Regions from separate parts of the Homo sapiens genome. Here region 2 is linked to region 1. A link is an interaction called in ENCODE POLR2A ChIA-PET data of the cell type or tissue named here. Cell type or tissue: Panc1. All regions are shown on one strand. Each heading gives the region's core, and the rest is flanking DNA. Links, peaks and the distances in the headings are about the cores only. Region 1 has its middle 51 kb from the start of TMC1. Region 2 has its middle 28 kb from the start of ZFAND5.

Region 1 (5,386 bases), core at 168-5,167:
TTGGGGGTTGAGCATTTTATTTTCCTAGAGACTCCTTGGTTTCTAGACAAATGTGTTCATTCCCTACTTAGCATCCTTTGAGTTGAACACACAGAGATGATAGGGGTGTGGGGTACATTGTCAAGCCACAAACATAACCTGCTCTGTAATAATACCCTCCTACATTGTTATCTTGCTTTGGCACAGTATGATTCAAGTCTTAATCTTAACACTAAAATTAAGTGGTTTCACTCTATTAAAGGCATCATCCTCAACTGAAACTCACTAAAGCATATACACGTCACGTGGAACAGCTGAACACAAAGCTCTTAATCTGAAGTTGACCTATTTAGTAAACCTATAGCTCAGAATTTGACCTCATCACCTCAGAAAATCAGGGATAAAATCTGTCTTTATATTGTTTCAGGTACTTGGGTATCAGAGACATTATTTGTTTATCAAGACCTAACAAAACACTTTCTTATTTTTTAAAATTTCTGTGTGTGTGTGTGTGTGTGTGTGTGTGTGTGTGTGTGTATTTTACCTTTCACATTGTTCTTTTTTAAACCTTGCTTTGGAAGGAACCCAGTGTGAAACCATGGGTGTGGGCCTCCACATGCCAAAGCCTTAAGGAATTCACTTACAGTGTATTTAAGGCTCAGTTGAGGCTTCTGAATTCCACTCAGTACAGGTGGTAGTGTGTGTGGAGTACATGTGATCAGCACTGAACAGTAAGAGGTTCAGTGCTGGGTTAGGGAGGGAGGAAGAGAGAATATAAACAACCTGGAAACCTGTTTAGATCATGACAGGTGGCTGTTGATTAGGACAGGCACATAACTCACCTGGGTGCCTTAGTGGAAATGTCATGCCTTATTTTAGAAGGAAATTAGTCAGTGATAAGAGATACAACTCTAAGGAATAAATAACATTCTAATAACATATTTAAGTGTGTCATTTACCAACAAGATCAGTTTTCAAATTTTCTTTTGACAAAGACTAAAATAAAAACAAAACATGATGCTGAAATGATGGATCTGTGAACAGAGATTTGTTAAAAACACACAAAAACTGACAGGAGATTATAAGACATACTTTTCCCCCTATAATTCTATGAAATACTAGTTTTTTAAAAAGATAGTTTAAAAATAACTTGTAAAATTTGATCGAGTGCAGGCAAATCTATAGAGAAGTAGACAGATCAGTTATGACCTGGGGCTGGGGATGGTAGCAAGGGATGACCATAAACTGACAAAGTTATATTTTTGAGGTGATGAACATGTTCTAAAACTGGATTGTGGGGCCAGGCACAGTGGCTCACGCCTGTAATCCCAGCACTGTGGGAGGCCGAAGCGGGTGGATCACCTGAGGTCAGGAGTTCAAGACCAGCCTGGCCAACATGGCGAAACCTCGTCTCTATTAAAAATACAAAAAGTCAGCCAGGCATGGTGGCACACGCCTGTAATCCCAGCTATTTGGGAGGCTGAGGCAGGACAATTGCTTGAACCCAGGAGGCAGAGGTTGCAGTGAGCCATGATCGAGCCACTGCACTCCAGCATGGGCGATAGAGGGAATCTCCATCTCAAAAAAAAAAAAAAAAGAAAGAAAGAGAAAGAAAGAAAAAATAGAATGGGGGTTGCTATGGATGGAGGGATGTGAGGAAGGAATGGAGAGTTATTTAATTGGTATAGAGTTTCAATTTTGCAAGATGAATTGCCTCCCGGAGATGGATGTTGGTGATGTTTGTATGTACTTTATACCACTGAAGTGTGCACTTAAAAATGGTTAAGATGGCAAATTTTATATGTGCATTTTACCACAATTAATAATTTTTTTAACTTTTTAAAAAAATAACCAAGTGTGCTTGTCTGTTCTAGAAATGAAAACATTAATTTTATCTACTCTGATCTCTGGAATATATAAATCATCAATAAATAATCATGGCTTCTTACCTTGCCACTGAGTCACATGGAGGTGGAGGCTGCAGTGCATTCAAGATTTGACTTCACCTGTAATCCACCGCCATAGCTGTGGATTGCTGGAGGTGTAATGGACATTAATACTGCTTTTCAAGAGGTGCTGAAAACCGCCCTCATCCATGGTGGCCTAGCATGTGGAATTCATGAAGCTGCCAAAGCCTTACACAAGTGCCAAGCCCATCTTTGTCTGCTTACATCCAACTGTGATGAGTCTGTGCATGTCAAGTTGGTGGATGCCCTTTGTGCTGAACAGCAAATGAACCCAATTAAGGCTGATGACAATAAGAAACTAGGGGAATGCCGGGCGCAGTGGCTCACGCCTGTAATCCCAGCACTTTGGGAGGCTGAGGCAGGCGGATCATGAGGTCAGGAGATTGAGACCAACCTGGCCAACATGGTGAAACCCCGTCTTTACTAAAATACAAAAAATTAGCCAGGCGTGGTCATGCATGCCTGTAGTGCCAGCTACTCAGGAGGCTAAGGCAGCGGAATCACTTGAACCCGGAAGGCGGAGGTTGCAGTGAACCGAGATTGTGCCACTGCACTCCGGCCTGGCAACAGAGCAAGATGCTGTCTCAAAAAAAAAAAAAAAAGAAAGAAAGAAAAGATAAGAAACTAGGGGAATGGGTAGGCCTCTGTAAAATTGACAGAGAGAAGAAGCCCCTTAAAGTGGTTGGTTGCAATTGTGTAGTAGTTAAGGACTATGGCAAGGAGTCTCAGCCAAGGATGTTATCGAAGGGTCCTTCAAATGCAATAAATGAACACATAAAACTTTGGCTCTCACACATACACACACACAAATTGTTGTGGCTATAAATGCAGCCATAGTTGTGTTGATAAATTCTGATCTTGTCTTTGCTATTCCTTTGGGTAGTTCATCTGTTTTTATGGAAATAAAGCTCGCCTTTGTATGGATAATTTCACCTAGACCAATTTTACCAATTCTGGTCATGCAGTTCTAACTTCTTGCATGGTGGTTTCACTGGAACATTACCAAATTACCCCAGGCACATCATGGCTAAATGAAAAGTCATGTTCTTTGTCTGTAACCAGTGTCTGCCTCTTGAATTTCCTGTGTCTTTTAGTGGTTATTGTCATTGTCTTAGTTATTATAGCTTAGATCCACGGGGTCATTTTGGATCCTGTCTATTTTGCAGTGACAATTATTATTATTATTATTTTTTGCCTTCATTCTTTTCTATTCCTAAACATACTATACAACATTTGAGGTAAATTTAACTTTTAAAACATTCAAGCCCCAGGAGGCTGAGGTTGCAGTGAGCCAAGATCACGCCGTTGCACTCCAGCCCAGGCGGCAGTTGGAGACTCTGTCTCAAAAAAAAAAAAAAAAAAAAAAAAAAAATCAAGCCATCCACTAACTTTTCCAAAGTAATCTCCTGCTATAATCAAGATCAATTATCTTCTTCTCCCAGTGTAGACTACTTAATGTCTGCATTTTTATTTTCCAGTGTTTTTCACCCACTTCTTTCCAAAAATAATGGTCTTCTTCCTCTTTTCCACTTAATCTAATGATCTCTTCCCATCAAACTTCCTTCTCCAGAAACTTTCCCAGGTTACTGCAGCCTGTAGCCATCTTAATCTCTGAATGGCTGCCTCGACACTTACTATTTCCTTTGAGTCACACAGTGGCCCTATCAACTCAGTGTCAGACAGGCATAACAAAAGCAGACCCAGGATGGTCAGAGTAGGGGATGGGGATGGATGAGGATGAGGGATGTGAAGATGGGGGTGTCAAATGATAGAAGTGTGTTGACAGGAGGCCAAGAGCTGAAAGGGGATTGTGGCCAAGGTTAGATAGTGAATTTGCTCAATAGGAGACACAAATGTGAATAAAAGGTGCATGAAAGTCAATCTTTGGGAAAGCCAGGAGAACAATGAGAATAAGTATTGAGTTAAACCGAAATATCCCAACTTCCGATAAGATTTCTAGTCACTGTGTCTTGACTAGTGCACAGTCCCAGGCCACAGGGCAGATTAGGAGACAGAACATAGGTGTGGCATTTGACACATGGTTCCTAATCCCGGTTCTGCCACTTACTTTCTGTGTAATCTTGGGCAAATTACTTGAACTTTCTGAGCCCGTTGTTTTCATCTCTAGAATAAAGATAACAAAACCAAGATTATAAAGTCATCGTGATGATGAGATAAAATAAAATAATGTAGATAGGCTGGGCGCGGTGGCTCACGCCTGTAATCCCAGCACTTTGGGAGGCTGAAGCAGGCAGATCACGAGGTCAGGAGATCGAGACTATCCTGGCTAACATGGTGAAACCCCATCTCTACTAAAAATACAAAAAAATTAGCTGGGCATGGTGGCAGGCGCCTGTAGTCCCAGCTACTTGGGAGGCTGAGGCAGGAGAATGGCGTGAACCCGGGAGCTGGAGGTTGCAGTGAGCTGACATCGTGCCACTGTGCTCCAGCCTGGGCTACAGAGTGAGACTCCATCTCAAAAAAAAAAAAAAAAAAAAAAAATATATATATATATATATATAGATAGATAGATAGATAGATAGACAGATATAGATATAGATAAAGTTCCTAGTGGATGCTCAGTAATGGTAGCTATCAAATTTTTACTTGGTCTGAGAATAATTACTCTGATTACTCTGTAGCTATGAATGAAAACTATCTTTCTTATGATGTATAAAGAAAATATCATTACTACATCACTGTGTCAATAAAGCTTAGTGTTCATGAATGTCAGCCCATAGCTTAAGTATGTAAGAAATATTGCCTTCCTTTATTCCTTTTTTCCTTCCTACCTTCCCCTCTATTTTTTTCTTTCTATTTAATTTTGACTCCAATATAGACTGTTGGGAGTTTCAATCTCAATGATTCTTGGGATTCCCCACCTTCTTCAGTTTTACACCAAGGGTGCAGAATCTTTAACTGAGGCACTAGGCAAATCCTGCTACTCACTGGTCTCTGTCTACATCAAGTCCTGCTGAGATGCCTACCATGCCTAGAACTCCTTCCGACGTTTTCCACAATTGGACACCAGGGATCTTTGGTCAATCTAGGAATACTAGGTCTAAGTCTAGTGTCTTAGGAAACCACATGGAAATACGGAAGGAAGAAGGACAGAAGGAAGAAAGGGTGGAAGAAAGGAAGGAAAGAAAAAAGCCACTGGCTCAGGGTCAACTGGGTTTGTTTATTAGGCAATAGATTAACAGGTGAAGAAAGCCATGTAGTCTAGGTAGAAATGAAAACCTCTGGAGGAAAAAATAGAGTGGAAAAGAGCAGAAGGAAAAAGGCCATGGAAAAGCCTAAAGCCCAAACTATTGTAGAGATTTTTCATTTGCAATTTGCAAGTTTTCTTCTGGTAGAAGAGACATGCAATGTATAAAGGGTATTTCCAGTTGACTCAGAGAAAGAGAACTCATGGGTCATGTGAAGCAGGAAGAACATAA
Region 2 (5,386 bases), core at 127-5,126, 78 kb before region 1:
AATCAAAGGATCGTGGCCAGGTGCGTTGGCTCATGCCTGTAATCCCAGCACTTGGGAGGCCGACGCGGATGGATCACCTGAGGTCAGGGTTCAAGATCAGCCTGACCAACATGATGAAGCCCCATCTCTACTAAAAGCACAAAAATTAGCTGGGTGTGGTAATCCCAGCTACTCCAGAGGCTGAGGTAGGAGAATCGCTTGAAACGGGAGGCAGAGGTAGGAGAATCGCTTGAATCGGGAGGCAGAGGTTGCAGTGCGCCGAGATTGTGCCACTGCACTCCGACCTGGGCAATAGAGCCAGACTATGTCTCCAAAAAAATAAAAATGAAAAAAAAATCAGCTGGTCCTGGTGGTGTACACCTGTAATCTCAGCTACTGGAGTGGCTGAGGCAGGAGAATCGCTTGAACCCAGGAGGCAGAGGTTGCAGTGAGCTGAGATTGTGCCACTGTATTCTAGCCTGGTGTCAGAGTGAGACCCTGTCTTAAAAAAAAAAAAAGGAAGAAGGCCCACCTTTAGGGACCTCATGATGAAATCTCAGAACACCAAAGATTCTAAATGAAAATTTACATCCATGCACCCTTACTTGAGAATGTAAGCCTGTAAAATGAGGGTGAAAACCAAGAAAAGAAGAAGACGTATGATTGGGTGGTAATGAATTTAACCTTGTCCCAAAAGAAATGGCCTTTGTCTTGAGCTTTTGGGAGTCATCTCTAAGCCCTTGGATCCTCGTGTCTGACAGGAGTGTCTTTGTTTGCCTGGAGGGCTTTGGCTAGCCAGACAGTAACAGATGTGATTTAGGGTGGAGCTTTGATCCATGCCAAAAATGTGATTTAAGATGAGAGCTTTGGGTCACACCTTGAGTGACTGGAGACTGGAAACTAAAATTAGCTATGTGAATAGTCAATCATGTTTTTGTAATGGAGCCTCAATAAAAGCTCTGAACACAGAGGCTCTGCTGAGCTTCCCTGGTTAATGATAGCCTGTGCTTATTGTCATACATCAATGCTGGAAAAGTACTATGTCCTGATCCATGGGGAGAGGAAAATGGAAGCTCTGCATTTGGTTCTTTCCTAGACTCTGCACTATGCACTTTATCCTTTGACTGATTTTAATCTATATCCTTTCTCTGTGGTAAATCTTAACTGTGAGTGTAACTCAGAAAGTTCTGTGAGTCTTTCTAGCAAATTATCAAAACTGGAGATGGTTTGGACAACTCCTCAAACTTGCAATTTAATGAGGATGGTCTTTTTTCTTTTGAGACAAAACCTCACTCTGTCAGTCAGGTTGGGGTAGCTGGGACTACAGGCACATGCCACCAGGCCCAGCTAATTTTTTATCTTTTGTAGAGATGGAGTCTCAGTATGTTGCTCAAGCTGGTCTCGAACTCTTGGGCTCAAGTGATCCTCCCACCTTGACCTCTCAAGTGCTGGGATTACAGGTATGAGCCACTGCACCTGCCCTGAGGGTGGTCTTGTGTGGGCTGTGTTCCCTCTAACTTTGCAGTTGTCTTAAGTCTTCCCAGGGCTATACGAATGGTAGTACTAGCTTAGAGGAATATTAAAACAGCATCCAAGTATAGGGCTGTGTTCCCTCTAACTTTGCAGTTGTCTTAAGTCTTCCCAGGGCTATACGAATGGTAGTACTAGCTTAGAGGAATATTAAAACAGCATCCAAGTATAACAGTTGTGTGACCAAGAAGAAAATTAGTCTAATTTAGGAGAGTAATCAGCAGACTTACAGAAGTCTATTTTCAAGGAAATGAATGGAGTATATTTCAGATAATAGCTGCTGCTAATGAAAAGTTGCAAAATATTAGGATATGGTGGAAAAAAACCTATGAGTCTTAACAAAGCAAAAATGAATAGCCAGAAACTCTAGCTAAATCATAACATTTACCAGAATGTCATGTTCCAAATATGAAATAATTTAAAACATGATCTTTTTCAGCCATTGGTAAAATATTAGAGAGGATAATCTATTTAACCTTGGTGCTAGTGTATTTTCTTTTGAGTGACACAATGATTACAGGATCAGAAATGTAGTCAAGGGAATGTAATTATTAGCACTCTCTGGCTCTGTGATGAATAATGTGATGAATAGTCATAATAATGCAAAATTTGTTTATTGATTATCAGCTTTTAAAATAAACCGATGCACAAAGCATGGAGGAGTTAATCCTGATTAAGGACAGAATGTAAACACTCTCAGCTTTGATGATGTTAAAGTAAAGCTCTAGCTGACAGATTTTGGAAAATGAAAAGTAAATAGGGAAGAGGGAAGAAGTGGTAAGGATGCAAATGCTCTCATTTTATAAAATGAGGCATCAAGAGAATCTGTTGAAAATTGAAATAGTAATGACAAATTAAATAGCAATGACAAAAATGATCCTGAGAGCAGTGTGGAAGAGGATGTTCTATCTGGAAAAAATAGAAAATGCTGAATTCACTGCACACTGTAAACAAAAATATTAATTCCAGGTAAATTATAGACCCTTTCAAAGGCAAAACAGTAAGGCTTTAAAAGATAATACAGAAAAAATAGATTCATAATCTCTATATGGGAGAGTGATTTTAAAACATATTAAACATTAAGAAGCCCCAACCTTTAAGATAAGGATTGATGAATTTGATTACAGTGAAATAAGAACATTAAAAATAAAATAGTGGGTGGGGGGCGATGGGAGGGACCTTAGAGGATAGACCAATATGTGCAGCAAACCACCATGGCACACGTATACCTACGTAACAAACCTGCACATTCTGCACATGTGTCCCAGAATTAAAGTAAAATTTAAAAAATCGTAAAAAGGCAAGCCATGGACTTGAAAATATCTGGAATACATGTTTAATCAATATTTGTTATAGCCAACAAAGGACCCATATCCAGAATATCTGAAGAGCTTATACACCCCAATAAGAAAATACAACTTAATAGAAAAATGAGCAAATAGTTTTCAACAGCCACTTCAAAACAGGATATAACTAGTTGATCAATAAGCATATGATAAGATATTCAATCTCAGCCACCAGAAAAACACAAATTAAAACAGTAAAGAGGTACCACTACACACCTCTCAAAATAGCTAAAATTTAAAAAGACTGAAAAAGAGCAAGGATTGCTCCTGGAACTCTCCTCCACTGCTGGTGAAAAGAGAAACTAGCTTAACCAATTTGGAAAGCAATTTGGCTTTATTGATTAAAGTTAAAGATACCATACCTCATGACCTAGCAATTTCTCTCTTAGGTATATATCTAAAAGAAATATATGCCCATGTGTACCAGGAGACATGTATAAGAAAATTCATAACAGCTTTATTCACAATAGCCTAAACCTGGGAACAACCAAAATATTCATCCATGGGAGCATGGATAAATAGTTGTAAGGCTCTCTCTCATGGAATTCTATATAGCAGTGAATATTAATGGACTGCAGCTGAATGCTACAATATTAGTGAATCTCATGAACATAATACTGAGCTAAGAAAAGCCTGATGCAAAATAATATATAGTGTATGATTCTATTTACATAAAATTCAAAAACAGGTGAAATTATAGTGTTGAGTGATGCATCCTTGGATAGCAAAAATATAAAGAAAAGCAAGGAAGTTATTACTAAAGAAGTCAGAAGAGTTTTATGTTTTAGGAAAAGGGAGTGAGTTATGCCTTGGAGAGGCATGCAGGAACCTTCTGGGGACTGACACTCCTTTATTTGACCTGAGTAGCCATTTCAGGGAGGTTTGCTTTGGAATACATCTCTGCTTTATGTATTTTTTTGGCGTGTGACCTATTTCACAAGCTGAAAAGAGGATTTAAATAAAAAGAACTAGTGGTTTAAGAAAGTTATTTAAATAACAAAGGTAACCAATGGAGAAACTAAAATAGTGCTGTAACTGCTAAAAATTGAGAGATGTAGACCAGTGTAATAAGCTAACTTCTCCACTGTGGTCACAGGAAGTTAATAAGAAAATTTCCAAATTGATACACATATTATGAAATAAGAACCCAAACCAACTGTAAAAGCGTTGTTCTCTGTTATGTAATTTCCTTCTTAAAATAATGCATACTTATTAATTTTATAATCAAGAAAAACTATCATGTTATATTAACATTTTTATATTTTTTAAACATCTGTGTGACTGAACAACCAGATTAGAAACAAACAAATTTGTTGACTGAGTTAACTTAGTTTGAGGAATTTTAACTTTTTAGTGAGTTGTTTTGTAGTGCCCTAAATATTTATTGAAACAATTTTATATATTCAATGTAAAAAATTCTCTTTTCTCTGTGTAACTTTCAGATCACTTGTGAGAACTTTGAGAAGCATCCAAAGAGATTGAAGAATTTTTTTGTTTTAGTAGCAAAATCTTACTTATTGTACAATTATTTAGAACTGTGATAGAAGAGTTTTTATTGTTGCCTTTCCTGACTTCAATTCATTTTAAAGGCATTTTTATTAATAAATAACATAATGTGCAACGGCTTTCATAAACCACTCCCACTCCCACCCCTGTGTCATCCCCGTAAAACTAAACAAACCAACTGAAATCTCTGCACTTCTACAAAAACTCAGTATGATGTCCCTCATAAGAATTAATGTAAGGAACCAGGGTCGGTGGCTCACGCCTGTAATCCCAGCACTTTGGGAGGCCGAGGCGGGTGGATCACCTGAGGTCAGGAGTTCAAGACCAGCCTGACCAACATGGAGAAACCCCGTCTCAACTAAAAATACAAAATTAGCCGGTATGGTGGCGGGCGCCTGTAGTCCCAGCTACTCGGGAGGCTAAGGCAGGAGAATCGCTTGAACCCGGGAGGCGGAGGTTGCCATGAGCCGAGATCGCGCCACTGCACTCCAGCCTGGGCAACAAGAGCGAAACTCCGTCTCAAAAAAAAAAAAAAATTAATGTAAGGAAACAATGTCCTCATCACCCACCATTTCACAGCTGCTGCATTATACTTAGGTGGAAGTGTAGCTTTTATTTTATTTATTTATTTATTTATTTTATGAGACGGAGTCTTGCTCTGTCGACCAGGCTGGAGCGCAGTGGCGCGATCTCGGCTCCGCCTCCCAAGTTCAAGCCATTCTCCTGCCTCAGGCTCCCAAGTAGCTAGGACTGCAGGCGCCCGCCACCACGCCCCTCTATTTTTTTGTATTTTTAGTAGAGACGGGGTCTCACCATGTTTGCCAGGATGGTCTCGATCTCCTGACCTCGTGATCCAACTGCCTCGGCCTCCCAAAGTGCTGGGATTACAGGCGTGAGCCACCGCGCCAGGCCGGAAGTGTAACTTTTAATATCAAGCACTCACATTTTAACGTGGCTTTTTAACTAGGGCAAGACCCTACAGATCATTTTAATTATCAATATAAGTCCATTTGAGCTCACTGATA

The links. Peaks named below come from ENCODE experiments on the same cell type or tissue, not always from the same donor. Only the 100,000 strongest peaks of a DNase experiment are listed, where the experiment ranks them.
Region 2: POLR2A ChIA-PET joins it to region 1 with 10 read pairs; 5 of 35 experiments call an interaction of 5 or more read pairs at or near these places.

The regions. Positions count from the first base shown.
Region 1 is chr9:72,468,361-72,473,746 of GRCh38, forward strand. It overlaps the pseudogene LOC100289351. Among named protein-coding and RNA genes, the nearest start is that of TMC1, 51 kb to the right of the region's middle. RefSeq lists an enhancer at 5,248-5,347. In Panc1, for the core only: no CTCF peak of the experiment used is centred there; no DNase peak of the experiment used is centred there; H3K27ac peaks cover 1,332 bases.
Region 2 is chr9:72,390,327-72,395,712 of GRCh38, forward strand. No RefSeq gene overlaps it. Among named protein-coding and RNA genes, the nearest start is that of ZFAND5, 28 kb to the left of the region's middle. In Panc1, for the core only: no CTCF peak of the experiment used is centred there; no DNase peak of the experiment used is centred there.